Regions from separate parts of the Homo sapiens genome. Here all the other regions are linked to region 2. Evidence: read pairs that join two places in POLR2A ChIA-PET (ENCODE). Cell type or tissue: MCF 10A. All regions are shown on one strand.

Evidence for each region. Peaks named below come from ENCODE experiments on the same cell type or tissue, not always from the same donor. Only the 100,000 strongest peaks of a DNase experiment are listed, where the experiment ranks them.
Region 1: POLR2A ChIA-PET joins it to region 2 with 5 read pairs; 3 of 35 experiments call an interaction of 5 or more read pairs at or near these places.
Region 3: POLR2A ChIA-PET joins it to region 2 with 8 read pairs; 4 of 35 experiments call an interaction of 5 or more read pairs at or near these places.

Annotation. Positions count from the first base shown.
Region 1 is chr2:222,329,352-222,333,351 of GRCh38, forward strand. All of the region lies in intron 1 of CT75 (cancer/testis associated transcript 75), which reads left to right. Among named protein-coding and RNA genes, the nearest start is that of RNF228, 11 kb to the left of the region's middle. In MCF 10A, no CTCF peak of the experiment used is centred here; no DNase peak of the experiment used is centred here.
Region 2 is chr2:222,450,933-222,454,932 of GRCh38, forward strand. All of the region lies in intron 1 of SGPP2 (sphingosine-1-phosphate phosphatase 2), which reads left to right. It also overlaps the pseudogene NANOGP2. Among named protein-coding and RNA genes, the nearest start is that of SGPP2, 28 kb to the left of the region's middle. RefSeq lists an enhancer at 638-687. In MCF 10A, no CTCF peak of the experiment used is centred here; a DNase peak (open chromatin) is centred at 1,789.
Region 3 is chr2:222,344,685-222,348,684 of GRCh38, forward strand. The region is part of intron 2 of CT75 (cancer/testis associated transcript 75); the gene reads left to right. Among named protein-coding and RNA genes, the nearest start is that of RNF228, 27 kb to the left of the region's middle. In MCF 10A, no CTCF peak of the experiment used is centred here; no DNase peak of the experiment used is centred here.

The sequences.
Region 1 (4,000 bases), 120 kb before region 2:
TTGTATCCAAGAAATCATTGCCAAGTCTAGTGTCATGAAGCTTCACTTATATATTTTCTTCTATGAGTTGTATAATTTTAGGTCTTACTTTTAGGTCTTTAATTCATTTTGATTTAATTTTTGTATATGGTATAAAATAAAAGTCAGCTTCATCCTTTTGCACATGTATATCCAGTTTTCTCAGTACCATTTCTCCACTTCTCTGTCCTTTCCCCCTTGAGTGACCTTGGCACCCCTGTCAAAGATCATTTGATTATACACATGGGTTTATTTCCGGGCTCTCTATTTTTTTTTTTTTTTTTTTTTTTTTGATACAAAGTCTCACTCTGTCACCCAGGCTGCAGTGTGCTGGCGCAATCTTGGCTCACTGTAACCTCCACCTCCTGGGTTCAAGCAATTCTCCTGCTTCAGCCTCCTGAGTAGCTAGGATTACAGGTGTGTGCCACCACACCTGGCTAATTTTTGTATTTTTAGTAGAGATGGGGTTTCACCATGTTGGCCATGCTGCTCTGGAACTCCTGACCTCAGGTGATCCGCCCTTCTCAGCCTCCCAAAGTGCTGAGATTACAGGCGTGAGCCACTATGCCCAGCTGGGGCTCTCTATTTTATTTCGTTGGTCTATTTGTCTGTGCTTGTGACAGTGCCACATTGTTTTGATTTCTGTAGCTCTGTAATATGTTTTGAAATCAGGAAGTGTGAATGCTCCAACTTTGTTCTTCTTTTCCAAATTTGTTTTGGCTATTCAGGGCCCCTTGAGATTCCACATGAATCTTAGAATGAATTTTTCTACATTTGCAAAAAAAGTATTGGAATTCTGATAGGGGTTGCATTGATAGTCACTGTTCTTTGATAAATCCAGTGAAGAATCTTAAAAACATAGTGAAAACTACTGAGACCACAGGAAAAATTTCAATAGCTAGAAGCTTGTATAATTTTTCTCAATCTCTTTGTAAAACAAAACTATTACAGCAGAAAATTATGCAAGCAAACATGTTTGTCTTAGTGCATCTTCTTTTCAGATCTATACATACAGTTTAAATGACACCTATTAGAAAAGAATGAGAGAAACAATTGATTCCTTTGAACATGGTAGTCTTAATAATAATAATAATAGTTATTATCAAAGTACCATATAATTTTTTGGTTTTTATGTTAAAGCATTTAAATTCCATTGTCTCATTTCATTATAGTCTGAAGCAGAATTTCCTGAAATTATGGTCTCTAAAATATTAGTTCCTCAAAAAAAAGTTTTTGTCATCAAATAATTTGGGAAGTATTCCAAACTACATTCTATATTTTCTACTCATTAAAGGCTCTGAGAAGTACTGTTACAAAGATGTAAAGAAATCAGTTCGATGTGGTATAAACAAGTGTTTATCAAATTTTTACAGCCTCAAAATTTTTCTTTTTGTAAACCTGTATCTAAGGTATGACTAAAAGCCTTAAGAGAAGAGAATTTTAAAGAAACAGATTCAGATGCTGCATTATAAATATTGAGTGGTGCAGGAGAGAAAGTGCATAAGACAAAGGGGCACATCTACCAACATAGGAATCGACTTCTCCCTTTATACCTATAAAGGGCTAAAGCTGGGAGTGAGATTCGACATGTATGGAGAACCGGATGTGTTAACAATAAAGAAACAGGCTAATTTCTTCCATATGCCATTCGCATCATCTATTTGAAGCCATGTACCATCCTACGTGCAGCAGTACCTTTGCTGAAAAGAAACAAACAGATTCTAAGGGTATATTGAGCCAAGATAGACTGCCTCTGTTAGATGGTATCTGCTTAATTGACTCTTCACATGATGATGTTTTTGTAATATTTCCCATAGATGGAAATAAGAGACAAATCACCTTTCATCTAGCATGGTTAATCATAATTGGTTGTTTATGTATTTTTGTCTCTGACCATGATACATCCTCCCTCTTAATTTCTTTTGTATTTTAAAAAATGTCTTCTTCCAAAACATTATAAGAATTCAAAAACCTTTAAACAATGTATTATTTATCTTTCTGGCCACACAGATTCCTTCAGAGTCATTACAATCCATCAACTGTGCATTTGCTGACTTAATAATAAGCAGATTTGGTTTTCAGGAGACTGAGGCAGTTGTAAAGCGCAGATCCATTAGGTTCTTTCCCATCCACTATTAGAGTATGTGGGTGAGGTACTCACTTCAAGCAGGGGCAAGCCCATGGACCTGAAGCTTATACCATTTTGGAGGTCCTTTTTAAGAAAAATAATTAAAACTGCTTGGTAAGAAGTTAAGTATTCATTTAGAATTATAAAATAAACCACTGCCACAACAAAACATTTAAAGTTGATAAATTCAGGAACGATCTCAAAATCCAGAAAAAAATTTTTTTCAACTAATTAGCTATCTGACATACCCCTCAATAAAATTATTTGTCTGCATACTATTTGATTGTCTATTCATGCCACAAGAATTTTGTCATACTTTCTGGGAGAGACTAGAAGAAGAAATCAGTATTTCTTCTAGCATGGTGGATCAAACAACATATTTTTAAAAAATTAATAGTATGGAAAGGTTCCTTTTGGCTTCACAATTTGTTGGTATTGGCGCGTACATTTTTAGGATTATTATTAATTTTGGAAACACTTCTCTCAAGTGAATTTCATATATGGGCTGTAAAATTTCAAGGCATTTTAGGGATTTGTTTGTTGCAGGGAGTAATTTTAAGTACTCTGAATTGACGACACTCACTGACCAGCTTATCTTTGGTGTCCCTAATAATGTGGCATATTATGAGGGTTATATGGGGCCCTTCACCTTCCTTTTATAAAGTTAGATGCACAGATATAGGGAGTGGTAAGATTAGGACTGAAAATTGTTTTCTGCACTGGGACAGCTAACCTCTACACGGAAGAATCTGTGAACTGCATAAATATTTCACTAAACCAAAACCAAAGATCAACTTCCTTAAACACGGTCCAAAAATGCCCGTGGCTTCTTCGATGCTACCTAACCCTAACAAGGGGAAGTTGAAGTGGAAAGAAACAATGGTCTTAAAGATTTGCAGTTAAAATATATTCCTGTGAATTTTATGAGAACATATGGACATGGGAACACTTCAAGTTCAAATAAGGGGTCTTGAAACAAGCTTCATTGGTTTCATGGTAAACCCACTTCTGGTTTAAACTCAAATTTTCTTCACCAGAGTTGCTATTGTTACTTTTAAAAGAATGCACATTTGTCTATTGAACTAAAGGGACAGAGTATATAGAAACTATTCAAATACATGAAAGACAGATACATGACTGTATCCCAGCTGGCCAGATTATTAATCTAATCAACCAAGGAGGGGCCTCAAAATGGCTGACCAGAGGCATCCGGAGCTGCCTTCTCCACAAAGAACCAAGATAGTGACTGCATAATCACACTTCAAATAGATCACCGAGAGAGAGAGAGAGAGAGAGAGAGAGAGAGAGAGAGAGAGAGAGACAGAGAGAGAGAGACAGAGAGAGAGAGAGAGAGAGAGAGAGAGAATGCTGGAATTTAAGAGAGAAGTGACAGGAAACATGTAAGACAAGGAAGGAGGGGGAAGGGAGGCAGCCTGCTCAGCAGGCATCTGCTGGGAGCCTAGAGAAGTTCTCCAATGTGGGAAAAGGGTGAATGAGAAACCCCCGGCAGGTCCACCTTCTTACCATGGACTCCTGAAATCCTAGCCCGGACCCTGAGCCATTCAACTCAAGCAGCCCCTGAGACTAACATAGGGAGCTGCCTGGAGACTTCCCACAGTATTCATTCTGAGAGGAAGCTCACACAGGGTCCTAGACAGCTCCTAAATCCTAAGCAGCTACAGGAAGGCACCATTTTGAGAACACAGCCCCTATCATACTGTATTCTGCTGGAGGGCCCAATAGCCCCTGTATCTTCACATCCCTGGAGCCCCATTGACATTCTCCACCTTTATTCACCACCGCAGCTGGCTCTGCTGCCAAGGCCAAAATGCAAGCCATTGTCAGTAACCCAGC
Region 2 (4,000 bases):
CTTTTTTTTAACTATTTAATGTTTACTTCATATTGATTTATAAACAACAACCTCTTTGTGAATTTCCTTCATAATATAGAAAATGTATTTTGACCAAATGTATAATGCATTTTTATTGTCTTAATTAACTGGAATTCCAACATTCCCTTCCCCCATTTCTTTGCTTTTAATGAAAAGTAGCAAATGAATAAAAACCATACAAAAAGAGAAAAAAAAAAAAAAAACTGCAATCAGAGATTTAACCAAACAAAACTCCCCACTAAAACCAAACTTTCCAGAAACAATTTTCAAAGTTCCTATGAAATCAATCATCTGGAGGGATATTTTAAAGGGAAAAAAGTGCTCTGTAAAATGATTAGCTTAGTTTCTTCATGTGACCTAAAAAAGGGCAGGTGGATGTAATCAACTTCTCACCCCATTGATGGCGAATACTTTGAAAGTCATATTAATCATTTAGAAAGTATGTGACCACACATGAGACACTCCAGTTGCCTCTTTGTCTGGTCTCATAAGTGTGTACAGAATTATTTTGATGTGCCCAAGGCACCTAAACCCTACACGCTCTGTGTGGCTGACTGAGAAACTGCAGAGCAGATGTCTGAAGGGCTGATGTGCTGAGCCCTGGGCTGTGTCGTGAGGCACAGCCATCTCCAGCTAGCCTTGCTTTTATCTGCCACTTGCTAGACTTTCCCACTGACCACAGGCTCCCCGCAGCTTTGTGCCTCGGTTTATAGATTGATGGCAATGCAAGGGGACTAAAAGTAAAGGAAGATAAATATCAAACTCTTAATCAAAGGAAGGAAGAGAAGGGAAAAGATCTATAAATTCAAAAATATTTTTTCATGTTTGCTGAGCATGGTAGCAGAGATACATGGAAACTCATGGCCTAGCAGTTGTTTAATGCTGATGGGTGGAGTAATCATCATTATTATTATCAACAAGAACTTTTATTTACTCAGCACTTTCTGTATGTCAGGCACTGTCTAAATGCTTCTCATGCATCGATGCATTTAATTTTCACAGCTCTGTAAAGTAAGTACAGTTGACTCTTGAGCAACATGGATTTGAACTGTTTGGGATCACTAATAATAGATTTTCTTTTTTTTTCACATCAATTTGTACTTTTATTTCTTATTCTTGAGGTTAGATTCTAAACCCTAAAGATATCCAAACTGTATTAGATCTACTTATCTATAGCCAGAGACAGCTTCTATCATGTTGTCCTTAGCAGCCAAGGTTATTAAAATGTCTTTTCTCCAGGAAGATCCAATAGGAAAAAAGAAAGAAACCTCTCTGATTAGGCTTCAACCATACCCCACCCTCCATCATATTGACTGGATAGGCATAATGGAAACCAGAACATGTGGTTTCCAAAAAAGAAAAATCCTATGAGGGAGGGGAGGAGGGGAGAGGAAGGATTCAGCCAGTGCCCAGAGTCAAATTGAGTAATATCAATTTCACTCTCCTTCACAGATCTTCAAGTTGTATGTTCATGGAGTAGTTTAGGAATAAATCCATGGTTTGTGGAGTACTAAAATACCTAGTTGTCTGCTTTATTACGTTATGGCTTTCCCCAGCAGTTTCCAAGGCAAACTGGCAGGAGAATTTGGCTGGAACTACATGCAGGACTGTAGAGATTCCTCTCCACAGTTATAGAAGGGACTGTTCCAGGCCTGATTGTTCCAGAACTGGGTGCACCAGGTCTGAGTGTTCCAGGAGTAGTTGCTCCAGGACTGGATGTTCAGGCTGTGGTTGCTGCAGCTTGAATTGCTCCAGGTCTGGTTGCTCCACATTGGAAGGTTTCCAGTCGTGTTCACCAGGCATTCCTGGTGGTAAGAAGAGTAGAGGCTGGGGTAGGTAGGTGCTGAGGCCTGAGTCACACCATTGCTATTCTGCGGCCAGTTGTTTTTCTGCCACCTCTTAGATTTCATTCTCTGGTTCTGGAACCAGGTCTTCACCTGTTTGTAGCTAAGGTTCAGGATATTGGAAAGTTCTTGCATCTGTTGAAGGCTGAGGTATTTCTGTCTCTGAAATCTATCATTGAGTACACACAGCTGGGTGGAAGAGAACACAGTTCTGGTCTTCTGTTTCTTGACTGGGACCTTGTCTTCCTTCTTTTGTGGCGCTATTCTCTGCAGCAGTGGGTTGTTTGCCTTTGGGACTGGTAGGAGAATCAGGACTATCCTCAGATCCATGGAGGAAGGAAGAGGAGAGACAGTCGCAGTGTGAGGCATCTCAGCAGGAGACATTTGCAAGGATGGATAGTTTCTTCAGGCCCACAAATGACAGGCATAGGTGAAGATTCTTTACAATCAGATGCTTTGAAGCCAGGCAGGTTTGGGGACAAGCTGGATTCACACTCATGTTATTACTGGGGAAGAGAAGTAAAAAATTTAAGAGCTGGACTGGAAAAAAGGCTAAGGCAGCGTTAAGACTTTTCTGGAAGATCTTAGAGAAATATGACCTCCAGAAGTGAAAGTATCAAGAAGTTGGGATGAAGTGAGCCACCTCCACAACAACAGGAGGCAACCAGCTCAGCCCAGCAAAATGTCAATGACAGATTTTCTTCCACCTCTGCCACCCCTAAGACAGCAAAACCAACCCCTCCTTTTCCTCCTTCTCCTCAGCCTACTCAACATGAAGACAAGGAAAAAAAAAATGTGATGATCTACTTTCACTTAATCAATATTAAATATATTTTCCTTATGATTTGCTTAATAACATTTTCTTTTCTCTAGATTACTTTATTATAAGAATACAGTATATAATGCATAGAACATATAAAATATATGTTGATTGACTGTTTATGTTATAAGTAAGGCTTCCAGTTAACAGTAGGCTATTAGTAGTCAAGCTTTTAGGGAACCAAATGTTATATGCAAATTTTTGACTGCACAGGGGTCAGCACCCCTAACCCGTGCATTGTTCAAGGGTCAACTGTATTTTATGTTATATAGTTGAGGAAACGGAGGCACAGTGAGATTAACTCACTTGTCCAGGGCCACACAGCTAGTGAATAGTAAAGCAAGGATTGAAACCCAAGTTTTTAACAATAGTACTGACCTGCCTCTTTTGATAAGCGTGCTAGAGAACATTTGGTTTATTTCCAAAAGTGTAGATGCATTTTGTAATCTTTTACTTTTGTTAACAATTACCATTTAATTTTCCTCTCTAGCAAGGAGGTCCTTTTGAATCCTTCAAAAATTTAAGCATTTTTACTTCATGATTTTTTTTGCCAATACAAACAGAAAATTTTCTCTCTAACCTGCAAGCATCTGAAGATAAAGAGAGGAGAGCCTGCTGGTGTTTATCTTTCTCAAAAAGATAACGGGAAATATGACTCAGGTGGCTCTTGAGAGATGCTGTTCCCATTGCTGATGTTCAGTGTTTTATATCTGCTGTCTGGATTTGACTTGGAGAAAAGCATGCAAGGTGAAATGTGCTTACAACTCTCTGCCAAGGTGAAAACCTCAATACTATAATAGGAGAGCTTGGATGAGGAAGGAGTGAGTTCAGAGATAAATAACTTGACTCTATCTTGTGATAAATTCTGAAGTGGTCTGTTATGAAAGTCCCTTTCAGACCTATGGGTCAAAGTAGATTTTCTTTAATGTGAACCACAGTGATTTCACAGGTACAGTGTAATGGAGGACCAGAAACACACATAGACTTGTTCCTGGATAGCTGAGCTTCTTAGACTTGACAAGCAGGCTTCTGCTTGATTAGCTGAAAACTCAGGCAAGTGTGAGCCTCATTCCCTTCTGTGAAAATGAGGCAATTGGACCAAACAGTGGAGCTGTTAAAAAAAAAAAAAAAAACAGGCCAATTTGAACCTCACTCCAGATCTAGTAAATCAGGCTCCTGGAGTAGAGTCCAGGTATGTGTATTTTTCAAAGCTCCTTGGGTGTCATTAAGAACCCGTAGATGGCTACTTTCTAACCAGAATGTGTGCTAATGGCATGCTCCACTTTTATTTCTCTGTCTCTTCAGACAACAAGCA
Region 3 (4,000 bases), 110 kb before region 2:
AGACAGAGAATAAATTATGCCGATACCATGTATTCAATTATTCATTACTTTGAATTGAAATGCCAATTTGGTTATATATCAAGCTACCATATATCCTTAGATTTGTTCCTGTTCTATTTTATTGCATTGTTCTATTAACATCTCCACTATGATATATCATGGTAGACTGTTCTATATTGGAGTAAATAAATAATTAATTAAAATTATTATGAGCCTCGCACAATGGCTCACGCCTGTAATCCTGGCACAATTGGAGGCTGAGGCTGGCAAGTCACTTGAGCTCAGGAGTTCGAGACCAGCCTGGGCAGCTTAGAAAAACCTCATCTCTACTAAAAATACAAAAATTAGCCAGGCATGGTGGCACACTTCTGGTCGCAGCTACTCAGGAGGCTGAGGTGAGAGGATCACTTGAGCCCAGGAGATGGAGGCTGCAGTGAGCCATGATTGTTACACCTTTGCACTCCAGCCTGGGCAACAGAGCCAGAGCCTGCCTCAAAAATAATAAAATAAAATTATGTTACTTTGTTGACTATAAACATACTGTTCTTAAATTCTTTCAGTATTACTTCACAGACACTAAAATATAAAATGTTTTAGGCTAACGTACAGGAATACTATCTTATCATAGTGGGTTTGTCATGAATTTTAATAGTTGGGAAAGTAAGATAGTATCTATTCCCTTACTTGTGTTTATGTTCACATGCACATATACACATCTTCCTCAAAAATTACTGGCTTTTCTCAGATATTAATCCCTTCACATAAAGTTTATATTTGTTTTGTCTATTTTAAAACATTGATATTATAACTGGGGTCACATTAAATTGTTGCATCCATTTCCACACTGGATTAGAAAATCTTTCTCTCTTAGCTCAAATTTCATTTTATATCCCTCAATAAAAATCATAGTTTTCTAAATAAATGGCCTTTGCCCATCTTGGGTTGTGGTTTTTTTTGTTTGTGTGTTTGCTTTTGGTTTGGCAAATATGAATGGAATTTTTTTTCCATTTCTACTTCTAACATATTACTGCTATTATAAAATAAGATTATTGTGAGTATTTTTGTACATATATCTTGTGCCTAATTACATTATCAATTTCTCTTATTATTTTTTAAAGAAGTTTATTATCTTCTTAGTTTTTCTAAATATACAATAATTTAAAAAAGAAAACATAGTAATATAGTCATTTTTGTCTCTACTTTTTCAATATTTATAATGACTCTTTCCTTCTCTCATTGTTTCAGTTAAAACTGGATATTATAATTGTGGGCATACTTTTTTTTTTTTTTTTTTGAGACAGAGTCTTGACTTATTACCCAGGCTGGAGTGCAGTGGCATGATCTCAGCTCACTGCAACCTCCATCTCCGGGGTTCAAGTGATTCTCCCGCCTCGGCCTCCCAAGTAGCTGGGGTTACAGGTGTGGACCACCACGCCGGGCTAAGTTTTGTATTTTTAGTAGAGCTGGGGTTTCACCATGTTGGCCATGCTGGTCTCAAATTCCTGAACTCAGATGATCTGCCCAGCTCGGCCTCCCAAAGCGGTGGGGTTACAGGTGTGAGCCACTGCGCCCAGCCGTGGGAGTACTTCTTGATCTTAATTTTAAAGGAAATGACTTCAAGATGTTATTTTCTAGTATAGTAACATCTTGATTATTGATTGTTATGATTGTCACAGGATTTTTATGAGTGGTCTTTAGCATATTAATATATTTCTTTTTATCCCATGCTTTTTGTTGAAAATGACTGAATATTGATATAATAATATGATCTTTTATCATTTACTGTGTTGTTTAATAAACTAATTTGATAGATATCTTAAAGTTGAATGATATTTATGAATAAGAAACTTTAAACTTTTAGAAATCATAATTTTAATTGCAATAAACATTTTAATATAGCTTTTTAAATATTTAGGATTATTCCTTTTGTATTTATTTAAAAAACATTTGTGAGGGACTTTGTAACTTTTTAGAAATCTTACTTAGTTTATAAAATCTTATAGAAGGTAAAATACAGGAGTGACCTTACAGTGTAGCATATATAATAAATTATTTGGACAGATTTTGGTTCTCTCTTCTATTTGTGTTCTATATCTAATAGAAAAAAAAATCACATTACACTTTCTACTTGAGAAATGCTTGAATTGTACTTAGGCCAATGTCATAAAGATTATTAATTTGTTTCAAAATCTACATTGAAACTTGTAGATTCAGAGATAAAGTGTATTCTGAAGGGGAAATACCCTCTCTACCCTCATTTTTCTTTTTTAAATCAGAGACAGGGTCTCTCTTTGTTTCCCAGGCTGAATTGCAGTAGTTATTCACAGATGTGATTGATCATAGAGTACTGCAGCCTCAAACTTTCAGGCTCAAGCGATTCTCCTGCCTCAGCCTCCCGTGGAGCTGGGATTACAGGAGGAGCCACTGAGCCTGGCTGAAATTTCCCATTTTAATGAAATATATGGTAAAGAGGAATAGATTGTAGTTACCATAATATTATGATATTATGCAAATGAAGTTGAGTGAGAGAATTACTGCTTCTATTTGAAAATGAAACAAAACAGAATTATATTTGATGACAGTTTTGAATTTTTACAGTTCATTATAGTTTTCAGGATACTTTGTTAATTAACAGATATTTAATACAGTTCAAGAAATTTGCACCTTTATATCTCATTCATCTCTGTTTATATATTATGGATCAAATATAAAGGGAAAGCAGATGCAACATTTTATGTGATAATACAGCACCAATGATATAACTAATGGTCCTACCTTCTATTTGTACTTTACTGTTTCTGTTTCTAGTCATGGATTAACCCTGTAATGGTTGAAATATTTTCAGTAGCAGACTTATTTTTCAATGCTAACAGGAAAAATAAGTCTAGGAAATTATGTTCAAATTATAGCACACAGTCTAAGAGATTATTCGCCTCAAATAAAAAAATGTGATGATGTCCCTTAGCTTCTCTCCTACAGTTTCTTATACACGGGTCAGATTCAAAGCTTCTGTGTTAAGTAAACCCAGAGAAGCCTACCAGCTGAGTAAGGCCAGGGAACATAAAAAAAGTGGCAAAAGCATTGGTTAAGAAAGATAAATTTGTAAAAATTGGGCAATATCTGATTTATTTTACTTCTTGAGCTAGACTGCAAGAATGAGCTTAGGCAGAGATAATGGAGGAGACGGTCATTTGGTGAGGTGTTAGGGCACTAGAAAGAGCTGGATGCTTTATAAATCCTGCTCCAGCTACTGACGGATGCTTGAAATTCCACTGTTTGAGTTTCTTTCTTTTTTTCTTTTTTGCAGTTTCTTACATTTTTAGGATATAGTACCACTTTGAGAAGCCAAAGGAAGCAATGGTAGGCATCCCAGGAAAAAACACACAGACATCAACTCAGAATGCTTTTGTATCATTTGGAATAAAGAACACACATTTTTCTACTTGTACAGAATATAAAAATAATATTTTATGCTTATGCTTCACTCGCATTTTTTCAGGCAGAAATTCATGCTCGTTCTTGGAAAATACGCAAAATTGTTGCAAAGATACGCAAAAACATACAAAATTTTCCAAACAAACAAGTAAAACAAAAGGTACATTTTAATCTGCTCAAAAGTTAATCTAACAGCAAAGGTGCTGTTGTTTAGCTTGAATGAGAGGATGAAACTGTAGCATGCTATCTGATGAAATGCCAATGTCATCTTTGTCAGTGGATTTCATCTCTCCTTTTGACTGATAAGTGATGAAAAACTGTTGTTCACATAGTTCATAAACGTAATAATGGAATCAGAGCTCCCATAGTACATTTTTTGAGACAAGGGCAGGCCTGAGTCAAGCAACATCAGATTTCTTCAAGACTCTGCTTAGGTTAAACCATGTAGCATCAATTCTTTTGTGAGGTCATTATTGGCGGAATCTGCACATTTGATGTCAGCAAGTTAAGGATCATAAACACAGGTTTAATTTCAAGATCACTGGAGCAGAAATAAGCATCAAAA